Linked DNA regions of Homo sapiens: region 1 is linked to region 2. The links are chromatin loops, found by intact Hi-C in ENCODE. Cell type or tissue: MCF 10A. All regions are shown on one strand. Links, peaks and the distances in the headings refer to the core of each region. The heading gives the core; the rest is flanking DNA.

The links. Peaks named below come from ENCODE experiments on the same cell type or tissue, not always from the same donor. Only the 100,000 strongest peaks of a DNase experiment are listed, where the experiment ranks them.
Region 1: it touches region 2 in a loop (13-fold over the local background); 3 of 110 quality-filtered maps call a loop at or near these places.

Annotation. Positions count from the first base shown.
Region 1 is chr9:116,541,047-116,556,299 of GRCh38, reverse strand. All of the region lies in intron 19 of ASTN2 (astrotactin 2), which reads left to right. ASTN2-AS1 (ASTN2 antisense RNA 1) reads right to left here. Exons shown (of 12, transcript NR_033973.1): 3 at 12,459-12,627; 4 at 10,473-10,551; 5 at 10,160-10,348; 6 at 9,601-9,751; 7 at 8,866-8,986; 8 at 8,618-8,763; 9 at 5,207-5,313; 10 at 4,098-4,190. Among named protein-coding and RNA genes, the nearest start is that of ASTN2-AS1, 44 kb to the right of the region's middle. RefSeq lists enhancers at 5,253-5,422, 8,396-8,565, 8,676-8,970. In MCF 10A, for the core only: no CTCF peak of the experiment used is centred there; DNase peaks (open chromatin) are centred at 5,389, 6,799, 8,169 and 8,829.
Region 2 is chr9:116,413,332-116,428,584 of GRCh38, reverse strand. ASTN2 (astrotactin 2) reads left to right here. Exons shown (of 23, transcript NM_001365068.1): 23 at 2,497-5,473. The coding sequence ends at 2,734. Among named protein-coding and RNA genes, the nearest start is that of PAPPA-AS1, 20 kb to the right of the region's middle. RefSeq lists a silencer at 5,598-5,854. In MCF 10A, for the core only: no CTCF peak of the experiment used is centred there; a DNase peak (open chromatin) is centred at 7,454.

The sequences.
Region 1 (15,253 bases), core at 2,286-10,285, 130 kb before region 2:
CCTCCACCCCAACTTTTGTCACCAGTGAGGAAACTCAAGACAAAGAAGTATAAATAAAATTTTCCCAGTCTCTTGGAAGCTTTTTACCAAAGGTGAGGTAGGACTTGAGCACTCAACTCAGAGCACTCCTCGTGCTTCATTCCAATTATTTATTCATATTTTTATCTTTCCTGCTGGAAGATGAAGTACGTGGAGGGCAGGGACAGTGTCTGAACTGTTCTCCACTGTATCCTCAGTACATAGCACAGAGCCATGTACATGGTAAGTGTTGAATGCAGTGCTGTTGAAGAGAGGATTGGATGGATGAATGCCAATTATTTTTGCCCAGTCTGGTGCTGCCATGCTGTGAGTTGATGATGCATGCAAATGATGGGTCAGTATACTCACACATGTGCATCCCAGAACTAGCAGCCTCTAACCCAAGACGCTAATTATCCTGAATAATTATCTCTCCCTCTCTGCACCTCTGCACCCCGAGGCCTATCCTCAGTCCACAGCCAGCAGCTCTTGTCACTCAGCTGTCAGATGCAGGGTTGTGTGTGTGTGTGGTTTTTTTTGTTTGTTTGTTTAGTTCAGCTGACCCCATTTATTGTTCAGTGAATGTTAAATCCATGGAAAAATCCATCATCCTTTCCTTCCTTCTCCAGAGCTGGGATATCCTCCTTTCTGTCAGTGACTTCAGAGCACTATCCAATAGCTTTCCCAGAGGTCAGCTTCAGCCAGAGGTCTTCTGTGAGCTCTGATGGCCTGGGGTGGGGACGGGGTGGGGAGGTGGACCGCACAGAGTCGGGAGAGGAAAGCCCATTCCCATTCACTTAAACCCATTCTCTACAGTTTAGGGTTGTCCTGGTTTCACCTTCCTGCTCTGCTATATTTCAAACTGAGAGTGGGGACAGAGCAGGGGAAGAGGCCTGAATCCGGGCCCCTAGCTCACTTTGGCTCAGAGATCTCAGCAGCGCGAAAGTGGGCCAGCCTGTGCAGCTGGCCTTGTCTCTCTTCTTGGCCAGGGAGCAGAGAGGCGCAGACTGGGGGAGCTCGAAGAACACATAGGCCCTCAGCCTCTTGCTGGGGTGGCCTCTGGGCAGTGTGGGCTGTTTTCTGTGGCCTCTAAAGTTAAAGGGCACTTTAGCCTTTTCAGTCTCTATAGACCCGTTTTTCTCTCTTACAAGCACCAATTAAAGATAATAGTTGCTCATGAATATCTGGGTATCACTTTATACAAACTAATTTTCCCAGAAGCTGTCATGAAAACTGAAGTTCATTTAATCTCCATTAGAATGTTCTGGCTGGCAGTTTCAGGGTTTGCAGTGCACAGATAATCTCACAGTTTCCCTCCTCGAAAGACCCTGGAAAATCAACAAGCACAGTGTCTCCTGCATCTCATCTGAGCATCACCTTCACAATTTTGCCATACCTGGGATATTATTAACTTAATGTGTTTTTCTTGAAATTGACTCATTTCTTTCTTTTCTTCTTTCTTTTTTTATTTTTGGTTAAAATCAATGATTTCAAAATGGAAATATGTAACACTACTGGTAAATGGAAAACCAGGATTACATGCCATAAATAGAAGATAACTCTAAAAATCAATACAGTGAAAACAAAAGAATTTTATAAAATTCTAGACAGATACTGTTGCCTCTGGAATGTTCTGAGCCAGAGCCTTGGTCTCTCTCTTCTAAAAAAGGGAGGCTGGCGAATGTTACAGAGGTGTCAAGGACATATTAGCACTAAAACAAGCCATCCTTCATGACTTAATTTGAAGCACTATAAGAAAATTAGAAAGTGTGGGAGGCTTCCTTTGCATTAAATGATTTGATTCTGATGTGTTCCACACTTTCGTAAATACCATGTAACACAATAGAATGATTTTTACTATGGAAAGGACCGGCTTCTGATCACAGCAAACCTGTGACAATGATAGGACTAGACTCTTGACACCAGATCCCAAAGTGGGTCCTCCCTGTCTTCTTAACATCCACCAAGTTGCCTCTTTGAAGGAAACAATTCACCTTCCACGTATAGGGTCTCATAGGTAAGGATTTTCTTGAGAAAAATATTATACATATTTTTCACAGCAACACTGTGTCTCTGTGGTATCATTACGAGAGATAATACATATTCAGCATTCTATCTACCACTGCATATTTTTCCATCATACATAAGAAGGACATGAGAGTTAAGTGAACTAATGTAACTACTATAGTGATAAAGTGATTAGGTAATCTGTGCTAAATTATAAAAACTAAAAAGTAAATAAGTCACAGGCATGTTGAACTTTGACTGTGGGTAGCTTGTTCATTTATTCATTTATTCATACATTCATTCATTCGTTCATTCGTTCAATGCTCACTGAACAACTTACACCTTTAGATGCATCCACCCATAGCTAATAGAAGACCCTTTGGAGGCTGATATCTTGTCCTTCCATAGCAGTTTTCTAAAACTTCAATTTTTGCCTAAGGTCAGAAAGTCAAAAGACAGGTTCACCCCAAATTTGACTTTCCCAGACTGTCTAAGAGAGGGAAAAGAGGCTATAACCTTTGTTGAGTACTGGCAATGTGGCTAGGTGTGCTAGGTAAGTGCTGTGGTCCCTACCTCATGCATGGAAAAGTGGAGGCCCAGCTGAAGTGATTTATCCATCACACCAGCCTAGGAAGGTAAAAGTTCGACTTGGGCTCAAGTCTTCCTGATCCCCAAGCCAATGCACTTTCTGCTACATCTCAGAGCTACATGCTTATAAACATTTTGAGAGTGGAATATTTTTCTCACATTTGTTTTCTGTTCCATTGCAAAGCCTAACACTGTCCTGGACACATCGTTTCTGTGCAGAAAATATCTGCCGAGGATAACAGTGACATAACAGAGGAAGGGAAATTGAAGTTCAGAAGAGAAAAGTTAAGGAAAACAAGCAGTGACCACTGGGCCAGTACTCTCTGGACTTCCCTCCCTCCGCTAGGGCTCTTTAGAGGTGAATGCCATAAACATCTAAAGTTGCACCTTTTTATTATTTTTAATTTGGAAACTAAAATGAAGTGAGGTCCGAGTGATTATCGACCATTCTTGTTTTAGAGTCAAAGGTAGACTTTCTGGCTTCTTCCCTGGCACGTCTGCAGGTCCACAGAATCTTCCTCAAACCAGCAAACCATTAAAAAAAGAAGAAGAAAGAGGAGGAAGGGGGAACTTGCTCTTAAGGAGGAGATTTTGCCTAAGCCTAACTCAGACATCTTTTAAGATATGCAGCCAGGGGAAGCCTTCAATTCTCTGTCTTACCTGGCCTCATCCTCTGATGCTGCCTGAACTTTCTCTGTAGTGAGTCTTTTCACCTTCAGTCCTGCTAGCCAACCTTGCTGCAACCTTTCCCATTCTCTTCATCACACTAATAATTTAATGGATTTCCACTGTAAGCCATAAAATCCCAAGAAAAGCCCTTGACTGCCCTGCAGAGGTTGTGCACGTCCACTGACTGTGCCCATGCAGCTTAGATCAGAGTGTCTGGCCCCAAACCTCATCCCTGGTGATGCCAAGTTTTAGGGCACCAGGCCTTGGGATCTTTATTTTTGCTTTGACTCCTGAGTTGGGCTTTTTACCCCAGAACACATAGCAGAGTCATCTAGCTGGTGGAGTACTGGGAGGAGAGTCAGGAATCAAGGGTTCAAATCCCAGTTCCACTGTGACTTGATATATGAGCTCTGATAAGTCTCTCCTTCTCTCCTTTCAAAATAATGTGTGTGGACTAGCTCAGCAGTTTTCAAAATGATGTTATTAGACTGTAGGCATACTTTGAGGCACCCCAGGAATCACTGAGAGAGGCAAATTCTAGTGGATGAGAGCTTGAGCCTACTAAGTTCCTGCTACTAGCAGAATGTTTTACCTTTACCTGTTGAGTTTTCCCATGAGATTTTATTAGGAATAAATAGTTCTATGTTTAAATAAAAGAGTATGAAAAACACTTATCCCCCTTAACTCTGACACCAATTTTCTCAAAGAAAATAAATAAAATGAGCAAAACACATTATTTTCCCAGTGATATGCCCTTTCTATGTAACAGATATGAGGCATGGGAAGGAAGTTAACTAAAAAAACACCTTACTCACCTCTCTGTGCTTTCACACATCCCATGAAGAAGGAGTTGTAGAGTCTTTAGTGTTAGGAGAGTGCTGTGTGCCAACTTTGGTCTCTGTGAGCTACTAGAAGAAGGAAGCAAAGTCTTCATGGATGCCTTTGCTTTATCTGAAAATTATTGCAATTAAGTATATGTATATGTGTATGTATATGTATATGTGTATGTATATGTATATGTATATGTGGCAGGCTACTTCAGAATCTTTTGGACATATCATTATGGATAGAGCTACAAATTTGGCTAGATAGCATTTTCCTTTTCTCTACCTCCCCTACAATTCTTCACAGTTCTTCCTATTTCCTGAGAATCTGAGACTAAAAGTTCCTGCTCCCGCACTCTCCAGCTTGATTTCTTACCCTCTCATACTGTCTTTTCTAGCCTTATTGAACTACAGTGTTTTTGGGAGAAATGAAGACTAAACTAGAATGATGGCAGTGAGGATGGAGGTACTGAGAGGTGGGATCCATGGGTTATGAGTGATGTGTGTTTGTGTTGTAGGGGGTGCTGGAGGAAAAGACAGTGGGCAGAGCGGATATAGGCACAGAGGGTTTAACCAAGACCACTGACTCTGAATGTTGGGGCCAGTCCCCCAAATGGGAAAGATTGGAGGAGAAGCAATTCCAGAGGAAAGGAAATACAGTAACTGATAGAACTGAGTCCCAAGGAGTCAGGAAGGGCAGGAGCTGGTTTTATAGAGGTTGAAGGTTGCTGTTACTCTCTCAAACATCCCTCTCCTAGTCTATACGGCCCAGATGAAACAGGACAGGAAGAAATTATGGGTGATGGCAGAATAAAGGGAATGGGATATGCACATTGATTTTCTCAGTGTTCTCAGTAAAAGGTAATTCTGAAGGAGGGGTAGACCAGGCTGAGAGGAGAGAGATAAGATTTAGATTAGGGAACAGGCTAAAGCATTTTGCAACATGTGATTCATTTATATCAGAATCATCAGGGAGTGCATGCTGATTAATGCAAATGACTAGGTTGGCCCCAAAATGACTGAACCAGAATTTCTGGGAATTTTTATTTTTTTACACTCTCCCCAGGTGATTTTTATGTCTACTAATATTTGAGACTCACCCTGATTGAGAATCTCTCTGGGATGTTGAAACCAACTGATTGTTTTCACCAAGGGTCTCCCAGGCCCTTTGAATGCCCCTTCTCTCCTGGCTCCACATCCTGGCTTCCTGTGAAAGGCAGAGCAGACAGGGTTTCCCTGAGTACATGCGGCTTCCTTTAGGCTGACAGTTGGGTTGCATTGTGCCAAAAGGCTGACATCTATTCATAACGGGAGCCAAGACTGCTTCCTCTCCTAGCAGGCAGCAGAGTCTTACAGCAAGGCCTCTAAAGGGCAGGAGAGTTTAAGCCCTAACTTTACCTTGTCCCAACCCACCTGCATCAGGTTGGATCTTTCTGCATTTGTCAGGGACAGGAATTCCTGCCTATCTCTCAGGGATATTAGGAGGAGGGAATGAGTTTTTGAGTGTTAAAGTTGCTGTAGATCTGCCAGCCTTCATTTCTTTCACGAGTAAAAGAGCAGAACAACATCCTTATATTGCAGCACTGTTGGACGCATTCTTATTTTCTCTCCCTTTTCCTCTCCCAATCCCCACCTTGCCCACACTGTTTTCAGAGAGCAACTGAGCTTCAGTTGAGTAATGTAAGCTACATTTTCTGAAGACCACTCCAGGCCAGACCCAGCACAGGATCCCATAGGGAATCCCATAGGTGACTCATGACAACAGCAAAGTAACTGTTTTTTAAAGCTGGCACTATGTTCCAGATACTCCTCCTGTATTATTGCTAGTAATACTTAAAACTATAATACAGGGTAAAATTGACAGGTTTATATTGCAGATGAAGATACTGTGCTTTGAAGCAGACAGATAGCAGGTGGTGGAAGCTAGATTGAAACCCAGATCTGTCACAGTTCACAGTTTATGCCCAGAGACGTTATATGGATGTAAATCTGGTCACGTAGAACTTCCAATTTTGTGGTCTGAGATAAAAGAGTCAGAGTGCTAAGTATTACAGGGGACAGACTGAACACTTGATGTGGAGTTGTAGAAGAGAGAGAATGATTTTGACTGTAGTGATAAGAGAAAGCCATTTGGAAAGATGGAATTAAAGCAGGGACATTTCATGTGGGATTTTTGTGTGTTTGTGGGATTTGAAAGATGCCTGTGGGTTCCATTGCGTAGGAGAGTGAGCACATCATAAGCAAAGGTGAGGAGTAGTAAATGTCTTAAGGTTGGTAATTGTGGTTTTTGCCATTACTTTTAATAAATGGCTTTATGGGTAGTGTAGAAAGCATGGAGGGGAACCATGAGTAGAGAGATATTACAGGGCCAGACTTGGGAGGCCTCAGATGCCATGTGAGGCAGGGTATCTGTGGGGAAGGGCACTCCAGTGGAAATGGGCATCAAACAAAGGCCTGGAGGCAGGAAAGGGCTGGCCGCTTTGGGAGTCATCTTGCTGTTCAGCATGTTGGGAGTACAGGGTCTGCTGCCCCATTTGTTTCCTACACCTAACCAGAATCGTTTCATAAAGGTTGCAGGGCCCTCTGGGCTGGGATCACCTTGCAAAAGAGCATCTATCCTGCCTCCTGCCTGGATTGAGCAAGAGGCTGGAAACAGGGTGAGGAAGTAGCAGCTGTGAGTCAGACCGTCCCCACGCAGGCTCCAGCCCTGGGCCTGGGGCCCCAGCTGGGATCAGAGCTCTTGCCCGGGTTGCAATTGCCAAATACGAACTGTACAGCCAAGTGTGGCTCAGAGCTGCCCTGACTCACAGGGTACTATCCGAGTTGCTCGTGCCTCAGTTGTGGCTTTTATTTCTTTTTGTCCCTCTACGTTTTACCCCTTTCTCTTCCCTGACCTCCCATTCCTTTCTTTTACTTCCTTCTGTTTTTTTTTTTTCATTTTTTATTTGCCCTTTTTTGCATTTCCTTCTTTCTTTATTTTCAGCTTCCTCCTCCTCCTCCTCTGATCTTTTTATTACTGACATTTTTGTGGTTTGCTTCAGATGACACAGGTTCTAGACCAGGCCACCAGCCGCTCATTATGTGGTTTTAAACTCATCCCTTAGTTTGGGGCCCCAATTTTCCCATCTGTCCAATGAGACAACTTAATTTGATGATACTTTAAAGACCAAAACCCATCAGAATTTCTCCTTCTAGAAGTCTCTGTTTCTTACTCCTTTATCTCTTTGATAGAATCCTTAAATGCAAAAGCTTACAGGGATCTCAGCATTTATTTAGGGTCATGGATCTAGACCCTGGTTGCCTACAGGAATCACCTATTGAGCTTCTGAAAAGTACTGCTGCCCAGACCCCTATACCAAGCCAGTTCAATGGTAATTTATGGGGATGGGGCACAGGTGTTCATTTTTAAAACCTTCCCCAGGCCGGGCACAGTGGCTAACACCTATAATCCCAGCACTTTGGGAGGCTGAGGCCGGTGGATCACCTGAGGTCAGGAGTTCGAGACCAACCTGGCCAACATGGTGAAACCCCATATCTACTAAAAGTACCAAAAATTAGCCGAGCATAGTGGGGGGCACCTGTAATCCCAGATACTCAGGAGGCTGAGACAGGAGAATCACTTGAACCCAGGAGGCAGAGGTTGCAATGAGCTGAGATCACGCCATGGCACTCCAGCCTGGGCAACAAGAGTGAAACTCAGTCTCAAAAAATCAAAACAACAACAACAAAACCCTCCCCCAGGTCATTCTCATATGCAGCCAGGGTAAAGAATTACTGACATAGAAGCAGCTGCCGTTTAGTAAAGGTAGAGAGACAGAGGCACTGAGGCCTGGAGCTGGTCAGGGTCATGTCCAGAGTCATGCTGTGAGTCAGTACAGACAGAACCAGAACCAAGCCTCCTGCCATCTCTGTCCCCTTGGCCTCGACTTTGAATCACCTTAAGCAAATGCCACGGCCTCTGATGGAGCCAGGCAGGAGGGCAGCCTCCTGACTGCCAGAGCCTGGCTTAGAGGCAAGGCCCAGACACAGCCCCATTAAGCCAGGCAGTGCCTTACGGGAATCGCTCCTGGCTCCGGCTTAGAAAACAGAGTGCTTTGGTTTTCTTTGGCTGCATCCTGGGGTGGGGGAGCTAAGAGGAGAGCACCTGAGGACGCAGGTTTGCTGCTTTTCTCCTAGGCAAAGTGGGGCTGCCAGAGGCAAGGAGTGGAGACAGGTGGGCAGGGTGTGTGGGGGTGAGTTGGGAGTGTATGCCTCCCGCAGCTGCTGCCTCAGACAGCCTGCCTGAGAATGCACCCCACGCAGAGGCTGATGCCTGGAGGGGAGGGAATGGGACACAGAACCTCAGCTTGGGGGGCAGCTCAGGTAAACCGGGCGCCTTGACCTGCCTGCAAATAGACCCTCTCAGGTGTATGTGAGCTCCAAGCCCTCCTCTCAGACACTGGTTATAGTGGAAAGAGACCTTGGTTGGGATCTTAGTTATAGCTGCTGTTTATTGAGAGATCTCCACCTACCAGGCACTGCGATAAGTTCTTTAACTTTCTGTATAACTGATACAGGTTCTTCACAGCTCTCTGGGGTAAAAATGATTGGTTTGCCCACTTCACAGATAAGGAAGTAGGATTGGAAAGATGAAGTCCACCACCGCAGGTACATAGCCCTGAAGGCACAGAGGAGATCAGAATCAAACTCAATTCAGCCTGATTCCAAAGTTCAGCCTCTTAGCCATTACACAACACTGTTTTTGTATGAATCAGCAGACCTGAGTTTGACTCTCCACTACTTTTATGTCAGGCCATGTGACTTTAGACAGTTTAATTGATCTCTCTGGACCTCAGTTTCCTCCTCTGTAAATTGATGCTTGTCTTGCCAATTTCACATGACTGGTGTGGGTATCAAATAAAAGTTGGACACGAAACAGGTTAGTAAACAACAGAGGGATATACAAATCTAAGAGATTATTGCTGTTATCACCAAACACAGCTGCATCCACACATGGGGAACCACCATCCCATATACATCTGTCCACCCTTGTGACCTTGGTCTTCTCTGGAAACCTCTTTGGTTCTTAAGTACTCAGGTGGAGGAGTGGAAGGGGAGGGAGAAAAAAATAAGAACCTGTTTATAAAACACTTCACATTTCCCAGATGAAAGCTGCTAGATAAATATCACACCACCACATAAATAAAACATAAATGAAATAATATTATTCCTACCCCCTCCAGCCGGCGTGCCTGCAGACACTCTCATAGAAGCTGCGGGCAGCTGGGTAAAGTACAAAGAGGGCTTTGGAGTCAGTGACAAGAGTTCAACGCCTGCTCCCTCAATGTATTGATTGCATGACCTGGGAGCTGGTTACTTGGACTCTCAGAGTCGCAGTTTTCTCATCAGAGAGTTGGAAATTTAGTAAAAAGTCTGTTACCTGGTTGCTATAATCATTAAACAAGCTCCTGTGCATATCTCTGGTATAGGACTCATGACCCTAGATGCTATTTACCTCTTTATATACTTGATTTCCCCATTCTATTATAATGTTCCAAGAGGCAATAGCTGTGTTGCATTTTGATATGATGGTACAGGTGTATGCTCCATAAATGCCAAGTCCCTTTCTTCTGCAGTTCTCTCAATGTCACTCCATCTTCACACTCCTAGGACAGAATTCAGACCCATGCCTATCTCTTAACTCAATACATTACTCAACTGGAACAGAAAGGGTAGAACTCATAGCCCCTGACTCACTAAGGTATCCAGGCTCTGCTACTTATCAGTTGTTCAACATTGGGCAAGTCAGCTTACATCTCTGAGACTCAGTTTCTCCATTTCTGAAATGGGGACAATGTCCCTCCTACCCTATCTAGATGCTTGCTGGGAGGGTTAAATATGATACTGGCAGTGTAAATGCTGTGAAAACCATAAGGAATGTCATCTGTAATGGGAACTCATTGTATACCAAACTGGTATATTGGATTTTCACGTCATTTCTATGAGGCTCTGAATACCCAACTTCTGCAGTCCTTTTGCCCCATCATCTAATACTCAGTATCTTCAGTTTTTACCTTTGGATCAGAAGACTCAGGTTGTCTCCTCCATCCCTGCTCTTCCCGAGGCACTCTCATCTTTATCTCCTCCCTGTCTTCTCCTATAACTGCAGTCAGGGAAGCTGCAACACTGTTCACTTGGAAGTCAGGAGACCAGAAGTGAAGTCTGGGCCTTGAGTCTGATATCCCACTCTGGAACTCAACTTCCTTTAGTGTAAAATGAAGAGTCCATATGACAATAATCATCAGTTCTCACATTGTTAGCACTTTTTTCCTTCATGATTTCACAGGGACTCAGAGAGATGCAAATGACTTTCCCAAGGCCACTCACCAACCAAGGTCTATTTAGATGCTAGAATTGTGTTTCATCTCTTCATCCTCAATGCCCAGCTCAGTGCCTGGCTTGTACCCTATATTCAGAAAATGTTTGTTGAATGAATTTTGACACTGAAAAAAATATGAATTTTCTTATTTTTTTTCTGCTAAAAATTGGTCATGAAAACATTGGATTTTAAGAAAGAATGGATTTGTTTCTAAAACTTCTTAAACTATTGCTTTCAAATAAGTTTTTCTGCAAGCTTAAGGAAACTGTGGTTAGACCTCAGGGGATGACAAGCTATACAATGAAATTGCTTAATGGAGTAGGGTGTGTAAGCCCCAATCTCGTCGGTTTCCCTGTGGGATATATGTGTAAGGTTTCTTGGAAAGGTGGATTCTACTGCTTTGAAAATGTTTGAAAAATGACTGCTTTAAGGAAATGAAAAAGAATTGAATATTCCCAAATGAAGCATTTTGTATAGAATGGTGGGTACATGTGGAGACTCCAATCCACAGTTCATTTTCCAATTTTGAGAACAACACATTTTAGGACCATGTGTAATTACAGAAAACCACTGGCACCCAGCCCCATCTAGGGGCTGAAACTCCAGGCCCTCTCAAACTCTATTTTCTTGAGGCAAGCCAATGGCCCCAGGCAGGCGGACCCCCATGCCAAGTCTGGCATCCCTGGCTCTGCATTGGCACATCTGGGCACTTGGACTGACTCTAGGCCAGCAGTTGCTGGTGCAGTCCAAGAACATCTCTGGGAAGCTGGCTGGGAAGCTGGAAGGAACTGTCCCAAGGCTGAGGAGGAGCCGGGCCTGTCCATGTTTTCTAAGGCATACAGGGGAGCAGGTAGCTGGGCCAGGAGCAGGCCATTGGCACTCTCACCAAGGGTCTTCTGGCTCAGATTCCAAAATGAGCTAGGCAGAATGTTTCTGCAGCTGGGAATAAGGGGGAATCCCTATGAGGCCTTTTTATGCTTCATGACTTTTTATGTCCTTAAAACAGCCACAAAAATCTCTCTCAGCTTCATCTTTGCCTTGTTTCCCACCGATTTGGCTTCTGAAAAACTGCTGTTGTGTTTGCTCCTGTGGTCTAGAGGCCTGGCCCCTAGCGCCTAATCCAAAGTGTGACCTTTGGTGTCAAAAGTATGAGGTCTGTATGTCCTTAACTTTGTTCCAGTGTAAACTTCTGATGCCCCCAAAGAACCAATCCATCAAATAACTCATGAATAAAAATATGTAACTGTCAGAAATGTGATGGAACTGTCAAAAGCACGTGACATCTACATAAATAGAAGAACCCAAATCATCCTTTCCTCTTTTTCTGGCATGGGGAAACATAGCAAATAACTGCTAAAAATTTTAAAGGAGCAAAGGTGGAGCATTTCAGGGAAAGACCTACTACTATCATGTCTAAGACACCTTGTGTTCTTTGTGAATGGTGATTTTCGATGCAAAACATCTTTTTTTGGTGAGGTGGAATGGAGGATGGGGACTGCTGTCACAAGATGAGTCACTTGATTAGACATGGAGGGTTTCTGGGTTGCTCCTATCTCCTCCCCCAAATATCTGGGGACACTCCATTTTTCATCCAAATACCTCATTTCTCCCCAGACACTGCATATTCCTTAGTATGACTGTCTCAGTGCAAATTTCAGGGCTGATTCATCATAGAATACTAGTATGTCAGCCACTAAGTGCCCTTGGAGAGTTTTGAGTGTAACCCCTGAATTTGCAGAGAAGGTCGTTTTGGCAGTCGATTCCCAAGTGTTTCTGCAGGGAATTTGGACATTGCTAACTCATTTTCTGTTCTCTGTGTTAGAACTAGACAATGTTATGTTCTAATAGGAGAAAAGACAGTGAAGGGTTTAGTCATCTACTCCCGGTCACATAGGCTTTGTGAGGGGCAGTAACGAATTCTGAACTTCACGTTCTCATCAGTGTTTGTCCACTGGGCCCTGTAGCTCAGCAGAAGATACCAACAGGAACCTCACAAGCGTCATCCTGATGTCACAAGTAGTTCTGGGGCCAGCGGGTTTGTCAGTGAGGTCCCAGCAAGGAGCTGAGAAGCATCTATCAGCTCCAAATTCACATGAGAGGAAAACAAAATTCCATCATAATGTTGACCATCTGTGGATGAGGACGACTTTTCAAAAGAGGCCACTGGAGAGAGGGACAAGGAAAATAAAGACTATTATCTTAAGGGATTATAATTTGAAAGGGATCACTGGTTCAACTGAACAACACAGGATATGGCACAGCAGTGAGTTATTTTACCTTGTGGAACTCCTGTTTTTTAATGAATGTTAAACTTTTTTTATGGCAATCTGTTGCAAAACTACTGTACACCATGATCAACAACAGTGTGTATTAGACTGACAATTTTTTTTTTTTTTTTGAGACAGGGTGTCACTCTGTTGCCCAGGCTAGAGTGCAGTGGTAAAATGATGGATCATTGCAGCCTCAGCCTCCCTAGGCTTGGGTGATCCTCCCACCTCAGCCTTCAGAATAGCTGGGACGGCAGTCACACGCCACCATGCCCAGCTAATTTTTTTTTTTTTGTAGTTTTCATACAGATAGGGTTTTGTTATGTTGCCCAGGCTGGTCTCAAACTCCTGAGCTCAAGCAATCAGACTGCCCTTATGCTATAATCTCTATACCTGTGATTATGAAGAACTCTCTTCATTTTCTTTCAATTTTTTCTATGCATGCAAAAACAACCAACCAACCAAAAAATGTGCCGGATGGTCTTTAGGGTGCTTATCTAGTAGAGGTTATAATCAATTTAAAAGAGAGTTCCAAAAATATTTCTGTCCAACAAGATACTATATGATTTTTTTTTCAGCTGGATGATTCCAAAGGTGAACATCAAGCTTATACCAAAAATAATAGTCTTTTGTTTTGTTTTGTTTTTTTGAGATAGAGTTTTGCTCTGTCACCCAGGCTGTAGTGCAGTGGCACAATCTCAGCTCACTGCAATCTCTGCCTCCCAGGCTGAAGCAATCCTCCTGCCTCAGCCCCTCAAGTAGCTGGGAGGATTACAGGCACCTGCCACCATGCCCAGCTACTTTTTGTATTTTTGGAAGGGCTTCTCCATGTTGCCCAGGCTGGTCTTGAACTCCTGAGCTCAGGTGATCAGCCCACTTCAGCCTCCAGAAGTGCTGGGATTACAGGTATGAGCCACCACACCCAGCCAAAAATAATAGTCTTAAAACAACATTTTGATGGATGGGACTGATGATTCTCTTTTGTAACTCCAAAATGTAATCTATTTTTTTCCCAGAATATATATAACTTGGCTTTGTTCAGGTTTTTCTAAGTTGTTTTTAAAGTTAACATTGAATTTATATTTTTTTCTAATACCCTTGCAATGATCTTTGACCAAAAGTAATAAACATATTAACTTGAACTGATCTGATTTTAAAACAACTTGCTCAATTGAAGTGGCAGAATTTATTAGGCACCCTTGTAAATGATGGATCTCAGAAGATCTTATAAACCACTAAAAGTTTATGTTACCTTTTTATTTCATTAAAAATATTTTGTTGGTGCTAATGTAAATTTGTCAAACTTTCTTGAAGGCAAATTAGCAATATGTATCAAGAGAATTTGCTTATTCTAAGAAAAGTTATTTATAAAAGATTTACATGTAAGGGTGTTTATTAGGGTTCAGTTAAATAATGTTTAATAAAAAGGAAATAAAAGACAGTCATTTAAATATTACTATTGCAGAAAACATTTTACAAAATAGTATGTGGAGCAGGAGCAAGAGGAAAGTAGTGTGACTATAAAAAAAATCATGAGAAATAATTGTGGTAATGAAAATGTTCTGTTTCTTGACTGTGTCGATACCAGTATCCTGGCTGTGATATTGAATTATAGGTTTGCAAGATGTTACCACAGGAGAAAACTGGGTAAAGAGTACACAAGGTCTCTCTCTATTATTTCTTATAACTGCATATGAATCTACAATTATCTTAAAATTTAAAAATTTAATTTAAAATGGTATATAATTAAAGCACTTCTGGTTTTAGGGATGTGGATGTCTTTATTGAGAGCTGAAGGGGAAATCTTATAAATCAAGAAGACACAGAATCTGAGAAGTTATTAGACACCACATGTGCTATTCTCTCAGTCTTTGGAGGGCCCATCAGCTCTTGCCTTGTTCTGTCTCTGCTTCCATCTGCCCATGGTTAGAGTCACTTCCCCAATCTGGTGCAGTGTTTCATCCACTGCCTATCTTCCTGGTACCTTAGTACTATCAGCTGTAATTCCTGGGCAATAAATGTGAGTGGATCACCTTGGGTTAAGTTTTTACTCTCAGTCCAATTAACTATGATTAAAGCAATAGAGTTAACTAGGAAAACCATGGCAACAAGGGCCCAGTGTTCCATGTGTTGGGGCCTGCTCTCATTATAGGTTGGGTAGAACTTGCAGTGGCTCATAAGATTATAGACCCTTTCTCACTCTCTGTATTGTCCATCTGTTCAAGAAAAAATGACTATAAGAGTATATACCAAAATGTTATATTATCAGTTATTTTCTTTGTGTTAGATCTGGCAGATTTATATTTTCTCTTTCCCGCCTAAATTTCCTACTATGATCACATTTTATTTTCTGTTATAAGAAAAATGTTTAAAATTGTGTAAAATTAATTTTATGATAGAAAAGAGTATGACACATTTATTATAGAATGGGAATGCAGAAACATGAGTAAGTTACAACTATACCAGCCTAATAATATCATAATTTTGGCATATTTCTTTCCTCAATGTCCATTCCTTATATA
Region 2 (15,253 bases), core at 3,235-11,234:
TTCTCAGAACATCTATGCATCTCTTGTCTCTATGCTTTTACCTTTACTTTTTTTTTTTTTGAGGTGGAGTTTTGCTCTTGTTGCCCAGGCTGGAGTGCAGTGGCGCGATCTTGGTTCACTGTAACCTCCGCCTTACGGTTTCAAATGATTCTCCTGCCTCAGCCTCCTGAGTAGCTGGGGTTACAGGTACCCACCACCACGCCCAGCTAAATTTTGTATTTTTAGTAAAGACAGGGTTTCAGTATGTTGGCCAGGCTGCTGTCGAACTTCTGACTTTGTGATCCACCCGCCTTGGCCTCCTAAAGTGCTGGGATTACAGGCATGAGCCGCCGTGCCCGGCCACCTTTTCCTCTTCTTTATCTAACTCCTATTCATTTAGGAGGCTCAACACATGTTTCCCTACTACTATAATAGGAAGCCTACTTGGACATCCTTGATCCTACTTAAGTACCTTCCTCTGTCTTCACACAGCTCTCGTGACTTCTTTTATAATTGCTTTTGTCATTCGTATTGTCATCTCCATTTGTCCATCTTCTCTACCAGAAGTTCTGCCACATAATAAATGCTCAACAAATCAGCAAGAAATGACTTTATCTCCTTCAACTTCACAACAGCCTCATTTTTCAAATGAAGAAACAGATTTAGAGATGTTAAGTAAATGTCCCCAGGACACAGAATTATTAAAGAATGAAGCCAGAACTCAAATGAGAAGGAATGGAAAAGAAACTCCTCAGGCTCCTCTTGGGGGGGGCACTTGCCCGAGGGGAAAGAGGACTGTGGATAGAGTGTGGTTATGAAGTGATGAATTCTTGGCACCTCAGGAAATATTCCACCCAAGTGGTGAACTATACAAAGAGGACTTTTTGAAAGGCACCTCATAAATTGTGCCCACAAAATGTATACACATAAGCTCGGTCCTTTTTCAGCTGCTATGCAGGTGCCTAACACAGTCTCCCATTTGTGGGGTCTGTTGTTGTAAAACTCCTTCCCTCCTGTGGTATCAGAGGGACATGGAGAGGACAGCAGGAGAGAGAACCTCTCATGTAGCCTCCCAGGGTGCCTGGCATCTTGAAGATGCTGGAATGCAGAGAAAAGTGGTTTCCACATGGAGACAGACACCTTGACACTGAAGCTGACTTGTAATGTGACCTGGGATAAAGATATTCTATTCCTTCTCTAAGCCTCAGTTTCCACATTTTTAATGAAAGTGGGTCAGACTAGGTCAGTGGTTCTCAACTTGGGTGATTTTGCCCCCAGAAGATATTTGGCAATGTCTAAAGACAGTTTCACTGGGGCAAGAGTGCTATTGAAAATTCTTCAATGTCTAAAGAATTTTCACACTTCACGACCGGGGCAAGGGTGCTACTGGCGGTAGGTGGGGCCCTGGGATGCTGCTAAATGTCCTATAGGATTGTTCCCACAACAAAAAAATATACAGCCCAGAATGTCGATAATGCCACCTTTGAAAAACCCTGGACTAGGTGATTGCAAGAATCCTTCCTGGCTTTATTTATCTGTGCAGCCATCAGATCTCTCCCAGCTCCCCTCTCTCGTGCTGGATATAGGGCTCTAGATAAGTTCTTAATGATGTCCTCCATAGTACGGAATAATTCTTGGTAAGGCTGGTCTTCAGCATAACCTTGATCCTGAGGGCGCATTCCAGCAATCCCTTATAAGAGTAGCTATCATTTATTGGAAGCTTACTCTGAGCTCTATACCAGGCATTAGGCATTTCTCTTACTTAACTTGAGGATAAGACCATCATCACTTTTTTAAAGGTGGGAAAAAATGAGACACAGAAAAGTTCTGATTTGGGGACATATATATATATATATTTGATGAAAGGGAATCACAAAGGGCAAGATTTCAAAGTTTCCAGACTGAGAGAAAAGAGTGTGAAATAGTTCATGAAGTGAGAACACAGACAGTTAGAAAGGGACTGTGGGTGGTCAGGCCTAGATTTAGATTCTTCCCAACTCCAGTGGCTGACTCGATGTTTGCCTTAGTCAAGTAATGTCATTATTCTGAGCCTTGCTTGAGCTCCTCACCCATTAAAAGGGGGTAGACAATACATTCAGGATAGTTATAAAGGCTAAATAAAAAATGTAAAATATATGTAAAATGCATACCCAGTGTCTAGCATATGGTGTCAATAACTTTTGGTTGTTCTTGTTGCTTTTTAATCATTATAATAATACCTATTTGATCAGAGTCCAAGGCTGGTCACCTTTGAACTCCTAGGGCTCCCATATCCTAGAAGTGAAAATACTAGGTTAAAGGCTCTACCTCTTTTTCATTTTTTAACACATTGCACAATTGAAGAAGATAGGTTCTAGGGCAATTTTTGAATCAGTGTTTGAAGTACCACACTCCAATCTGGAGTAGATAGGAAATGGTTGGGAGAAGTTACCATTTGTTTGTTGACATTTACTACCTCAAAGGTCTAACTCTTGATCTGGACTTCTTTAATCATGGCTGTCTCATCCTACCTTTCAGGAAGGCCCACCTGATTCTACGGCGACTGGAGAGGGTGAGTAGCCACTGCTCCAGCCTCCTGCGGAGTGCCTACATCCAGAGCCGCGTGGAAACAGTGCCCTATCTTTTCTGCCGCAGCGAGGAGGTCCGGCCTGCAGGCATGGTGTGGTATAGCATCCTCAAGGACACCAAAATCACGTGTGAGGAGAAGATGGTGTCAATGGCCCGAAACACGTACGGGGAGTCCAAGGGCCGGTGAGGGAGGGTATTGCCCTCCGTGAGCACAGAGACTCTCCATGGGAGGGGGAGCAGTATTCTCCTGGATCCTGGGGCCTGGGTGGGCTGGGGGACAGCTGAGGATGGGCCTAGCAGATGAAGCTTGCCAGCAAGGCCAAAGCAAACGGTTTCTCCTGTGGATAGTGGACAGAGACCTTTGTAACCAATGGAATTATTCATTTTTCTCTATCTTTTATTTTTTCAAAGATATTATTTGACTCTATCAAAAGTCTCTCCTTTTTAAACCTTTTCTTATGGATGGCTGTCAATCCCGAGGCAGAAGTTTTCAGGTGGAGACCAAGCGGCCTTTGCTCTTCTTCCTTCTTCCTGCCACACTCTGCTTTCTTCCTGCCATGGACCCCTGGAGGAGACCTATGGAGGGACAGTTTTGACCTGACCCCTAGAGGAGACAGTTTTGACCTCTTCAGCACCAGGAAGGAAGCTCTGAGGATGGTTGCAGTGAGGAAGCATGGGTCTTTAAGGACTTCTCTCTCTTTTTTGCTGGACATTATTGAGTTTGTGGGACCCTGCCTCTTCCTGCTACCTGTGGGTCTGCCCAGAGTCCCTGCAGGCCTGTCCATGCATTAAAAATTCCTATTGTCTCTCTTTCTGCTTGGGTGGTATTTCTTACCAAGGGAATGTGCTTGAGAGACCTCTGTTTATTCACTTATTGAGTATCTACCCTGTGCCAGTCACAGAGCATATGCAACTAAAGACAGAGAAGCTTCCTTCCCTCAGGGAACTTATTGCCCAGTGGAAATTATAGAGAAGGAGTCTGGTCATTTCAAGCTGTGCTAGAGGAAGAATGGAGGTTCTTTGCACTCACTGTTAGAGCATGAGACACACTGGAGGGCTCCTGAAATGCTTCCTTGAAAAAGTGATACCTAAACCCAAAGGATGAGTAGAAATAAGCCAGACAGAGAGGTGAAAAAGATGGGATTTGCTTGCCAGGCACAGTGGCTCATGCCTGTAATCCTAGCACTTTGGGAGGCCAGGGCAGGTGGATCACTTGAGGCCAGGAGTTTGAGACCAGCCTGGCTAATGTGGTGAAACCCCGTCTCTACTAACAATACAAAAAATAAAAAATAGCAGGGCATGGTGGCACGTGCCTGTAATCAATCCCAGCTACTTGGGAGGCTGAGGCATGAGAATTGCTTGAACCTGGGAGGCAGAGTTTGCAGTGAACTGACATGGAGCCACTGGACTCCAGCCTAGGTGACAACTTAAAAAAAAAAAAAAAGATGGAATTTGCTCCAGGAAGAAGAGATATGAACAAAAGCCCAGAGACAAGAGACAGTACACCTCTTTCAAGGACTGAAAACTTTCCTTAAGAGTAGGGATCAAAATAGGAAGTGTTAAAAGGTGAGGCTGGGAGCTTGGCAAGGCATTGGAAGCTTTGGGCAAGAAGCTTGATGCTGCCTTGAAGCATCCATGACTATTTATATGACTAAATAGTCAACTTACTCTTTAAGAAAATCATTCTCACTACAGGGTGAAGGATGGATTGGAGAAGGCCCCAAAGAGAGGGGTGCCATTGTCATTTTCCATGAAGGAGGTGATGATAGCTTAGGGGGTGACATACCAACACTGGAATCTCCCTTTATTTATCTATTTTTAAAACAGCTTTATTGAGGTATCATTGAAATATCCTTTTAAATGGTAATTGCACTGCTTCCAGTGTACCCTTCCCTGGGAGGGTAATGAGTATGAAGAGATGTTATAAATTCTTAACACCCTCATATTAGCTCAAATAAGCTACCTAGCTTGAGCAGATGGGATGTAGGTCAGGTATATCATAATGCAAAGATGACACCTGTTAAGAGAAGAGAGTGTAGCACTGTGGGGTTTCAGAAGAGGAAAAGATACTGAATATCAATAAAACATAAGCCATTCAAAATATGCCTATCCTCATTTGTGTAGTGGTGAGTAAAAAAGAAAAAAACCATGCCTACTTCTCAATTTGGCAAATGTTGATGAGATTGACAATCCCCTTCCTGATAACCTACATATTGAGCGCATTTTTTTCCCCAGGACTTCAATCCATATGGGGAAAATGGGTAACACAAAAGAAAACAAAGCAGAAAGAGATTCTTCCAACCTTGGTGCCTGGGAAGCTTCTCAACCTCTCACAATCTAAGCTCTAAGGCACTCTTTCAGGAAGTTTACTATTATTGGGTTTATGTTTCTCTAAGTATACAGGTGGAGCTTCTAAATGCCTCTCATGTATACCACTTCCTGGGTATACATGGGCCTTCAGAGAGCTATCAGTTTGCTGGGCCTGGGTCCCAAGTTTTCAGAGAGCTATCAGGTTGCTGTTGCTTTCCATTGTCTTGACCCAACCCGAGGAACAATTTAGCTCAACAGTTGCAGAAAATTACAGCACTCAATGTGCTGGTGTGGTGATCTGAGCCTGATTAAGTTTGAATCTGACAACACTGCTATTCACCAGCTATTGCCCTTAAGGGAGTAACTTGACATCAGGTTTCTCATCAACAAAGTGGAGTCAATGCTGGTCCCACCTCAAGGGGTTGTTTCCCAGCTTGAATGATAAGGGAGTTAACATGCATCCAATGCAATGTATAGTGTTTTTATTTTATTTTTTATTTTTTCTCCTGATGGAGACAATATGCATAATACTGTGAGTCTTGGGCAGACATCCAGGAAAATCTGGTTGGGAAAGACCTAGAGAATTCTGATTAAAAGAAAGAATTAATGATTTTCAGCTCTGTCAGCTATGTGAATTGTAACTAGTGTCAAAAACTTAAAGAGAAGTGGTCACCATGGTGGAATTTAATGCAATAACAAGACCCCCAAAGAGAAGTGTGTCGTTAAAAAAAAGAAACATTCTTGACCTGTAAATGAAGCTATTGGGTATGGTGCCCTGGCCTCTGCATGACCAGATTGATCCATGCACTGCCACGGAACTTGCCAGGGAAGCTCATGTCACAATATGCTGGCAAGGATGAGACTTCTCATGTAGTCTTCACCACCATATAGAGAAGTTGTGAACACACAGATGTGTGTGTTAGGGGTGCATAGGAAATCACCCCTAAATGACCTCATCCTTCTGGATGGTCAAGAATTATCTTCTCTCAGCAGGCTTCGTGATAAAGTGTGCACTACAGACAAATGCTGGTAACTACCATTTAAGGGATCCTCATACCGATGGCTCTACATACTTATCTCATTTAACCATGAGCAAAACAGTCATGTGCTATTGTGGCGATCATTTTACAATTCAAGAAACTCCGGTTTAGGCAGACTGAATAACCTGCCCCAAATCCTGTAGGTAGTAAGTGATGGTATTGAGATACTGAGATCTAAACTTGAGCAGACAAAGTAATTCCAAATGATGAGCACTGTGTATGCACACTACCTGCTAGGGCTACTAAGTGCAGTGCCTCCCTTCTCCATCTTAAGTCAAAAACTAAGTCTAACTTCCAACCAATACCAGAGTACTGATTTCCAGGTTTGGGGTACTAACATGAACAGGATCCAGCTCCTCCCCTTAAGGAACTCCCAGAATTTAGCTAACTAAATACAGCAGGATAAAATCAGACACTCTGGAGTCAAGCCAATCTGGGTTTAAATATTGGCTGTGCAATTTACAGTGAGGCAGGGCCAACCTTTAAGAGAAATTTAGGAGGCAAACTCAACAGACATTGCTAACTAATAAGCTCAGGTTAGCTGGCATTAACTTAACCTCTCTAAGCCTCACTTTTCTCATCTGTGAAAGGGATAAATATACTACTTCAAGACTGTTGGGAAGATTAAATTAGATGATGTATATAAAGCCATCGTGTACTTGAAAACAAAAGTTCTTAGTAAATAGTTATTATAATGACTGTTTTTTAAGAGATAGAGTCTCACTCTGTCACCCTAGCTAGAGTGCAGTGCAGTGGTACTAACACAGCTCATTGCAGCCTCAACCTCCCAGGTTCAAGCAATCCTCCCACCTTAGTCCCCCAAGTAGCTGAGACTACAGGCGTGCACCACCACACCCAGCTAATTTTTGTAATTTTTTGTAGTGTAATTTTTCTTCATGTTGCCCAGCCTTGTCTTGAACTCCTGAGCTCAGGCAATTCTCCCACCTCGGCCTCCCAAAGTGCTGGAATTATAGGCATGAGCCACTGTGCCAGGCCTATAATGACTTCTTTACATGAGAAAGGGTGGGTGCAATGGACTCTGCCATTGGAAGGCAAGTCATCATCAGGAAAGCCTTCATAGTCAAAGGATTTATAAGAGTTTAGTAAGTACAGTAGTAGAAAAAGGGCATGAGGGACAGAGAGACTAGCATATTGATGAAAAAGTGTGCCATATTTGAGGGATAGTGAGCAACTGGTGTGGTCAGGGAGATGGAGAATGTGTTTGGAGAAGTTGTCAGAGCCAGACCACATTGGCCATTGGAAGGCACTGGACTGAAAGCAGAGGTGTGACATGGGCAGATAAGCATTTTCAAATGCCCCTCCTGGGTGCAGAGTAGGAGAGTGGGGAGGAGAGAGTGGGAAGAAGACTAGATAGGAGACTATAGGTATTGTTTAGGAGGAAGATGAGGAAGCTTGAGCTATGGCCATTGCAATGATGAAGCTGGATCTGAGAGGTGTCAAGGAAGTTGACTCAATAGGATTTGCTAACCAAAGCCTGATGACTTGGGTTTTATCTTTCCCCACTGCTGACTGAGTGTTAGACTGGGCAGAACTAGATGGGGCATGAAGTGAATGATGAATCACATGGGTTCAACGGACAGTGTGCATGGATGAGGCATGATTTGCATCATGCAGAAACAGTCATTGGGACAGCAGAGAGCCAAGAATATAATTTAGCTTTATGTGAAAACCATTCATGGCCCTGAGTGTAATTATGCACAAATGTGCTATGACTTTCAAATGCAGGTGTGGGAACCATAGCAAGGGGCTTACGTAAGTAGTGTAGAATTTTGTGGAAGTGTAAAATACTGGACTTATAGAAATAGTGCTGAATTCCCTCCTTCTCCTCCTCTCCCTCCTCTTCCTCCTTCTCCTCCTCATCATCACTATCCTCATCCTCATCACCATCATTATTTAATTGATTGCTTACCATAAGACATATTCTTTACATAAACATCATTTCATATACTTTATAAATTATCATTTCTTTCAAAAATATGGGAAATGAACCTAAAGGAATTTAAGAAACTCTCTGGTCTCAGGCAGCTAGTATGTGGCAGAACCAAATTTCAATCCAGATCTCACTGGACTCCAGAATTTTAACTACTATGCTTTATTGTCTCCTCAGGTAGAGACCTCTGGTCTAGTCTTGCTCCTGAAGTAGAGCTGCTATGTGACCTTGAGCAAGCCGTTCACCCTCTGTGGGCCCTGGGTTATCCATGTGCCCCCACCACACTAGGGGAGATCTATGTGTCATGGATGTGAAACATTATATCAGATGATGACTCAGGTACAAAGAGCACTTTTAATCTCTCTTTTATCTTCACTACCTCCCTTTGAGATTGACAACAGCAGGATAACTGTCTCTGGCCAGTCTAGAGAGGGTCACAGCCTCAGCCAGGTTGCAGCAGAGCATGGAGACCTGGAGTTCCCTAAGTCTCAGCTTCTTCTGCAATACCACATTCCCAGCCAACTGTACTGCCCAAGAGTCAACCCCAGTCCCTGTCCTGACCACACAAACCATGGGTTGCTGATGGTTCGGTAGCCCTGGGCAGGTGACAGCCTGTTCATGCCTTGGTTTTTCTCTCTGCTACTTAAAGGAAATAGTCCTCCATAAGGTTTTTCTCAGGATTAAATGGGTCAGTTTACATTAGATACTTATAACAGCACTTGGCATGTGACATGCAGTTTACAGATGTTAATTGTTGTAATTCTTATACTCAACTCCCTACTCTTCAGACACACAAAAGTCTCAGAAATGCCTTTCGCTCATCCTCTCTCATCACTTGCATGTGTTCTCCCTCTGGTGGGAGTGGAGTTCCAGCTTGGGCAGATCCACCCTAAATGTCATCCACTGGCTTCCTGAGGCCTTTTGCCTTCTCCCAGAGGAGCTGATAACTCTTCTCTGAGGTCTCACAGTGGGGACTCCCTACTTTCATTTTAGCCCTTTCCTCACTCAATGCCATTCTTTCCCAAAGGACTATGAGCAACACAAGGGCATGGTCTGGTTAGAATTCCTTCTGAACCCTGGAGCCTTGCCCTGGACCTAGCCCATAGCTAAAACCCATTGAAATTGGGCGTCAGGGCTCAAATGAGGAAATCCTGAAGGAAGATCCCCCAGCAGCACTGTGAATGTCCAGGATCCCTCAGGAACAGTGGTCCTTCCAATTTGCGCTGTCAATGCAGCCTACAAGGGGCCTGGAGAGAAGTCCACAGCCAAACAAAACCCACGGGCTTTGTGTGGGGGTATGCTTTTTAATTGGCCTCTGCCCATAAAACTGCCAGACCCTGAAAGGCGTTCACTGTCTGTCTCCCTTTGGAAACTTTGCTCCAAGTGTTTGTACATGTTATAGCCAAAGCCAAGCTGTTCTGTTTTCCTGTTTTACAAGAGTTGGCAGCAGGGGAGGGCAAGGGGCCACAGGTGTGCTCTGCTGGACAGGGAGGCATGTATGCCTCTGTGTGTGTGTTTGTGTGTGTGTGTGTGTGTGTGTGTGTGTGTGTGAAACAGGGAGACTGGGGAGGTTGTCAGTTTAGGTAGTCACAAGCACCCCAAATGGTAATTCAGAATTCAGATTCTGGACCCAGTCCTGACACTAACAGGCTGCTGGACTCTAGTTTCTCCCTAGTCTTGCCCTCGGTGTCTCTTCATAAAGAGGTTAGCTGGACAAGAACTTCACTGAAGAATCCTTCAGCTTTACTAATTGTTTTTTCAATGTCTCGGGACTGCAACTGGAAAAGAAGAGGGTAACCAACTATATATATTTGTGGAAGAGGAGGATGTTTACAGAGCAAACTCCTGGAGGAGAAGTGTTACTTATTCTAGGAAAGTTGCTCTGACCATAGCTCCAAATTCAGGACAAGAGTTCGTCCTTTCAGTTCTCACAATCCCCACATATCTGTGATGTTCCTACTTAACCCATTGGGTTTTAATTGTGCCTTTATATATTTGTTTTCCCCTAATATATGTGAGCTCCTGGATGGGGCTATGTTTTATGTCTCCAGGGCCCATAGGTTAAACCATACAGTAGATACTCAAAAAATGTGTGCTCATACTACTCCATGCAGTTCCAAAGTCATTTTTACTTAAGTCTTCCGGAATGGGGCTCCTGATCAACACTTTGTAGTTGAGGAAATAGAGGCTGAGATATGGGTTTGTGTTCATGCAGGATCTCCAAGCCTGAGTAAACTGTGGGCTTCTTTCTTCTGAGTCCCAGACCAACTCACTTTGGAGTCTACCAAAAGGCTCATTCATGAATTTGCTAAGGAGCCACTGAGGGACTAAAGAGATGGTGGGTATAGGAACTAGAAAAGTCCAATCAAATGTAAGGCCTTAGCACTCTCCTCCTTGGTCAGAGAGGCTGATCTCTTGGGGATTCAGATTAGAAGGACAAATTTCAATAACAACCAGAGCAGCAATTGCCCTTTGTTGAACACTTTCCATAGCCAGGGTCTGTGCTAAGCATGTTGGTTGGAGTATCTCATTTACTTGTCATACATACACCATATTGTAGCTGTCAACACTTCCATTTCACAGAACAAGTCTTGAGGCTCAGGGAATTTAGGTGATTTGCCTGGAGTCATGCCATTAGGAGAAAACTAGGATGCAGTTCTCGCCTAAAACATGGTCACTCTACAGCAACATTCTCATAACTCCTCCAGAGGCCAATGCTCCCATGTTATAAATATGGAGACTGAGGGTCAGAAATGAAAAAGTACCCATCCAAGATCATAAAGGTGCCAGAACCAAGAGTAGAGTGTTTTTTTATTTTATGTCCAGTGCATTCCTGACCCCGTGGTAACCCCAGGCCCATCTGCTTTTCTGACCTTTGGGCAGTTAGAGAATAATAGGGGGAAAACCTTACCTCTTCTCAGAAATCAAGGCAAGTGCCAAGTTGGGTTAGCCTCCCCAGGCAGTTTTGTAGCACAAATACCAGCCTGGTTGCTGCAGTTCACTAGGTTTTATGATCAAGGATGACGTAGTTTCTTCACTCTCTTGCAAGCTATTCAACTCCACAGTCAACGAACAGCCTTTCTGGGGCAGAACAAGAGGCAGGTCTTAGAGGAGCTGTCTGCAAAGATCATCAAGGCTGGTCTTTTTTCTCAGAAAATAAAAGCATGACTCATTGACTGTGTAGCCCTAGGCAAATTTCTTTCCTTCTTTGGATCTTGATCTTCCATGCAATATAATTTGGGGAACTGGGTTCAAACATCCAAATGACCTGGGAGCTTGGGGAGAAATACAGATTCCTGGGCCACACTCATTGAGATTCCAATTACGTCTTGGGACTCTGTGTTTTTGCAACTTTCCCAGGGTGTCTTTGATGCATGCCATATTTGGGAATCACAAATATGGATGATTCCCAAGAGCCTTTCCAACCAGAGCACACAGAGTCTGTCCATTTACATGGAGAATACACCAAGGCCCAGTCCCCATCTTCAGATGTTGCAATAGTAGGTATGCAGCTGAAGGAATACACCCCTTTGTTGGAGTCAAGAGAATAGAGTTAAGACAAAAGGAGGTTTGCTTAGGGAGTGTTCATATAAAGGGCTGCTTTTTTTGGGAGGGGAGGATAATATGATGAGCTTTCTATCACTAGAGTTACAAGTTGACAGGCAACCAAGATGAGATGCAGGTCCTTGTTACGGGGAACAAAACACCTTCAGAAGGAGTTGTTAAGGGAGGAAGACATTCTGAAGAATAAATATTAATCTTTGGAGTCAGACAAATTGATTTCAACTCTCAGCCTCCTCAAACATGGAAACTTAGCAGACTTGGAGCTCCATTTGTTCACTGAAAAAAAAAAAAAAGGAATCACCAGATGTATCCACCTCACTCAGACATTGTAAGAAAGACACTATAAATAAATCAGAAAGGGCCTGGCATAGAATGTGACACACAGTAAGTGCTCCATAAAGGTTTGTGGTCTGCTTTTCCTTTTCTTTTTTCTTTTCTTTTTTTTTTTCTCTTGTTCATTCCATTGGCATCACTATTAGTTCCCACAAAACCTAAATCTACATTTAAGGAGAAAGAGCTTCTCACCCAACCTTATTTTCTGTTACGTAAGATGTTAGGGGTTGCACTGAAAACAAAGTCAACAAACAAAAACAGAACAGAGGATGACTATTGGGCAGCAGAGGTTTCTGTGGTTGGCTGAGGACATGGTGCACTGGGTGTGGATGAGAATTTTCTGCCCCTGTTTCTTTTAAGTTTCCAAGTGAAACTTCCAGTTGGGGATAAGCCAAGTTCAGATCCCACTCAGCACATCTGTAATTGGGTTAATAGTATTTGGACTTGTTTAATCTATTCACCTGACATCAGGGGGATGTCACAGTCATATAACTTCTCGTTATGCTGAGCTAAAATAACACAATATTTTCATGCAGCAATGACACAGGCAACAGTGGCACTGGGTTCCATACCCTCCTGCCTTATTGCATTCACACCACAGTACAGAATGGAGATTAAGCGTTGTCATGCTCTGCACTATTCATACCCTGTTCATAAGACCTTTTTGTCTTATGCCCTATACCTAAGCTGCTTCAATTTCCCTGCCTGTCCCTTGTTTTTTCGGACCTCCATACCTTATCCCATTCTGCTTCCATAGGTATGTATATTCTTGCCAGCTTTTTTCCTTCTGCCTAACTCTTGCTTTAGTGGACAGTAGCAATTTCTCTATTGGCTGCTCAGAAACAGTTATTTCTTCTGATCAATGCCTGATTCTTTTTGGAGGAAAGGAGTAGAGAACCACCTTGGCTTCACTGGGTATGATCTTGGTGGAACTTAAATCAAAGTGTTACATTCTTCCACTGCAGGCTACCTAGGCATAAGACCTGCATGTGGCCAACTAGATTCTTACTCCCAACACTCTGAATTTTGAGTAGAGTGATACAAGAAAGGAACAGCTTGAGTGTGTTGAACTGTAGAGCCTGGGTGATATTTTTTATCTCTTTTTGCTGCTAAGACCCTGGAATGATCTGGCTTCTTCAAGTCTCTTTCTCCAGCCTTCCCTCACAGGTTGAAACCTATGAGCCAAGCCCTCTCAAACACTTGTAGTAACTTTCCTTTGGGCCAAACTGTAGCTGCTTCTTGCAGCCTATGAACCATGACATATATATTCAACCATGATCTAATACAGTTTTCTTTGGGAAGCCTTCCTTGAACCCTCAGAGGTGGAGCTCATTTAGTTATTCATGACATCCCTATGGAGGACCTAATGTATACTTGGTTCTGTACTGGGTTCAGGTAATATGAAGTCTTGGTACCTGCCCTCTCCTCTGAAATTCCCAAGCACCACGGATTACCTCTATGTTAGTCCTAACTTAGCATGTTGGAAAGCCCTGTGTTTTGTGACTTATCTCCCCCGGAGTCTGTGGAGTCCACAATTACAGTGCAATGCTCCATTCACCTCCAGACATCTACTGCCAAGCATAGTGCCCAGAAAAAAAGTTGATGCAAAATAAATGTGTGTTGAACTCAGTTGACTTACTTCTGGGGACACCCTACAAAGCAGTCTCAGCCTTAAATTCAAAACTGCTTTGAGAACTAACCCAGACACTGTTGTATTTGGGAAAGCAAAGGGGAAAAATGGTTGGAAAAAAAATTGCAATGGATATGTACTTTGATTCAATGAGGCATTCTTTTGCTGTTAGCCTGTTTTTAAAAAATCACCTCCTAGCAGTAGCCATGACCCAATAATCGCTTTGGTGACTGGATGGAAAGATTTCATCTAGCGGTACTAGTAAAAATCCCAGTAAAAGGGATTCCCATTCCCTCCCTCTCTCTCTACACCCTCCTCCCTTCCCATAAGGAGCCTTAATGGACCCTCAGTGCACCTCTGACATGATGGAAACTGCAAAGAGATGGAATTTCCACACTGGACAGAGAACAGAAGAATGTTATTTTTCTCACTGCAACCTTGGAACTGGCATGCTGCCCCTGGGTGGGAAAAGAGGTGTGTGGAGAAAGGAGCTAGAGTAGGGGGGAAGGGCAGCAGAGGCTGAGATGATGGCATGCCAGGCCTCCAGATGTTTGCTCCTTGCAGATGTGTCAGTGACGATTTCACCCACACATCTGGGAGATATCACCACATTTCACATCTGGAGAGTACTTCACAGGTTACAAAGTCCTCTCACTGATGTCTCTAATTGGATTCCCATGGCAGAACAGATACTGTTGTCCCCATTTTATCAATGAGGCTCCTAGAACTGTCACTTGGCCTTGCTTGGGCGGTGATAACAATAACAATGGCAATGATAATGATTGCCAACACTAATAAAGCACTCAGTAGGTACCAGGCACTGGTCAAGCACTCTATAACCCTAACTCATTTAATCTACATGGCATGTCTTTAAGATGGACATTTTTATCCCCACACAACAATCTAATAATTTGCTTCAGATCACGCAGAGAGCCAGTGGCAAAGGTGGAGAATTCAAGCCTAGGCAGTTTTCCTTCACACTCTATGTCCTTAAGCATTATTTACTGCCTGACTGCCTGTCTGTCAAAGCTGGGAATAGAATCAAGTCTGACCCTTAATTTCATCTTGCTGCTTATAGCATTAAATAATGATAAAAGTGTGATTCTAGTTAAAAAACATTTATTCATTCATTCACACATGTGCTAGGTGACTACAGCATGCCTGGCACTGGTTTGGTCAGTGGAAACACAGAATTGAGAGAGAATAGTCTTCTATTTGGTTCTAAGTGTTACAAGCACAGTGGCCATTCTATCTCCAGCTCCTGAAATTGGGCATGGCACATCTTGGGCACTGAATAAATATGTGTTGAATGAATGGGTTGTACCTGCTCTTGAGAATCAAGACTTATAAGTGGATATATGTTCATTTTCTTATATATTATGTAAAATAGTTAGATAATATAGAGTGTTGAGACCTACAGTGTGGTCTGGAGATGGAATAGATGAGCACAAGAATGTAGTAGATTTCCTGGCACTTCCAATAGTTCAGTACACTTAAAATGGAGAGGTATTGTAAGTGGAGTAACTATCCGACAAGTCCGAACAGATAAGCAGGGATATGTTCTGAAAAGTTGGGCATTATATTTTAGAACAGGGGTCAACAAACTTATGTGTTTGTTTTTCTGTTTGTGTGTGTGTGTGTGTGTGTGTGTGTGTGTGTGTGTGTTTAGAAATGGGATTTCTCTCTTGTCCAGGCTTGAGCATAAAGGCACAATCACTGCAGCCTCAAACTCCTGGGCTCAGTTGATCCTCCTGGGCTCAGTTGATCCTCCTTCCTCAGCCTTCCAAGTACCTGGGACTAGAGTCACAAGTAGCTGGGACTACACCACCATACCTAGCTTAAACTTTGTTCTTTAAAAAGCCATGTAATAAATACTTT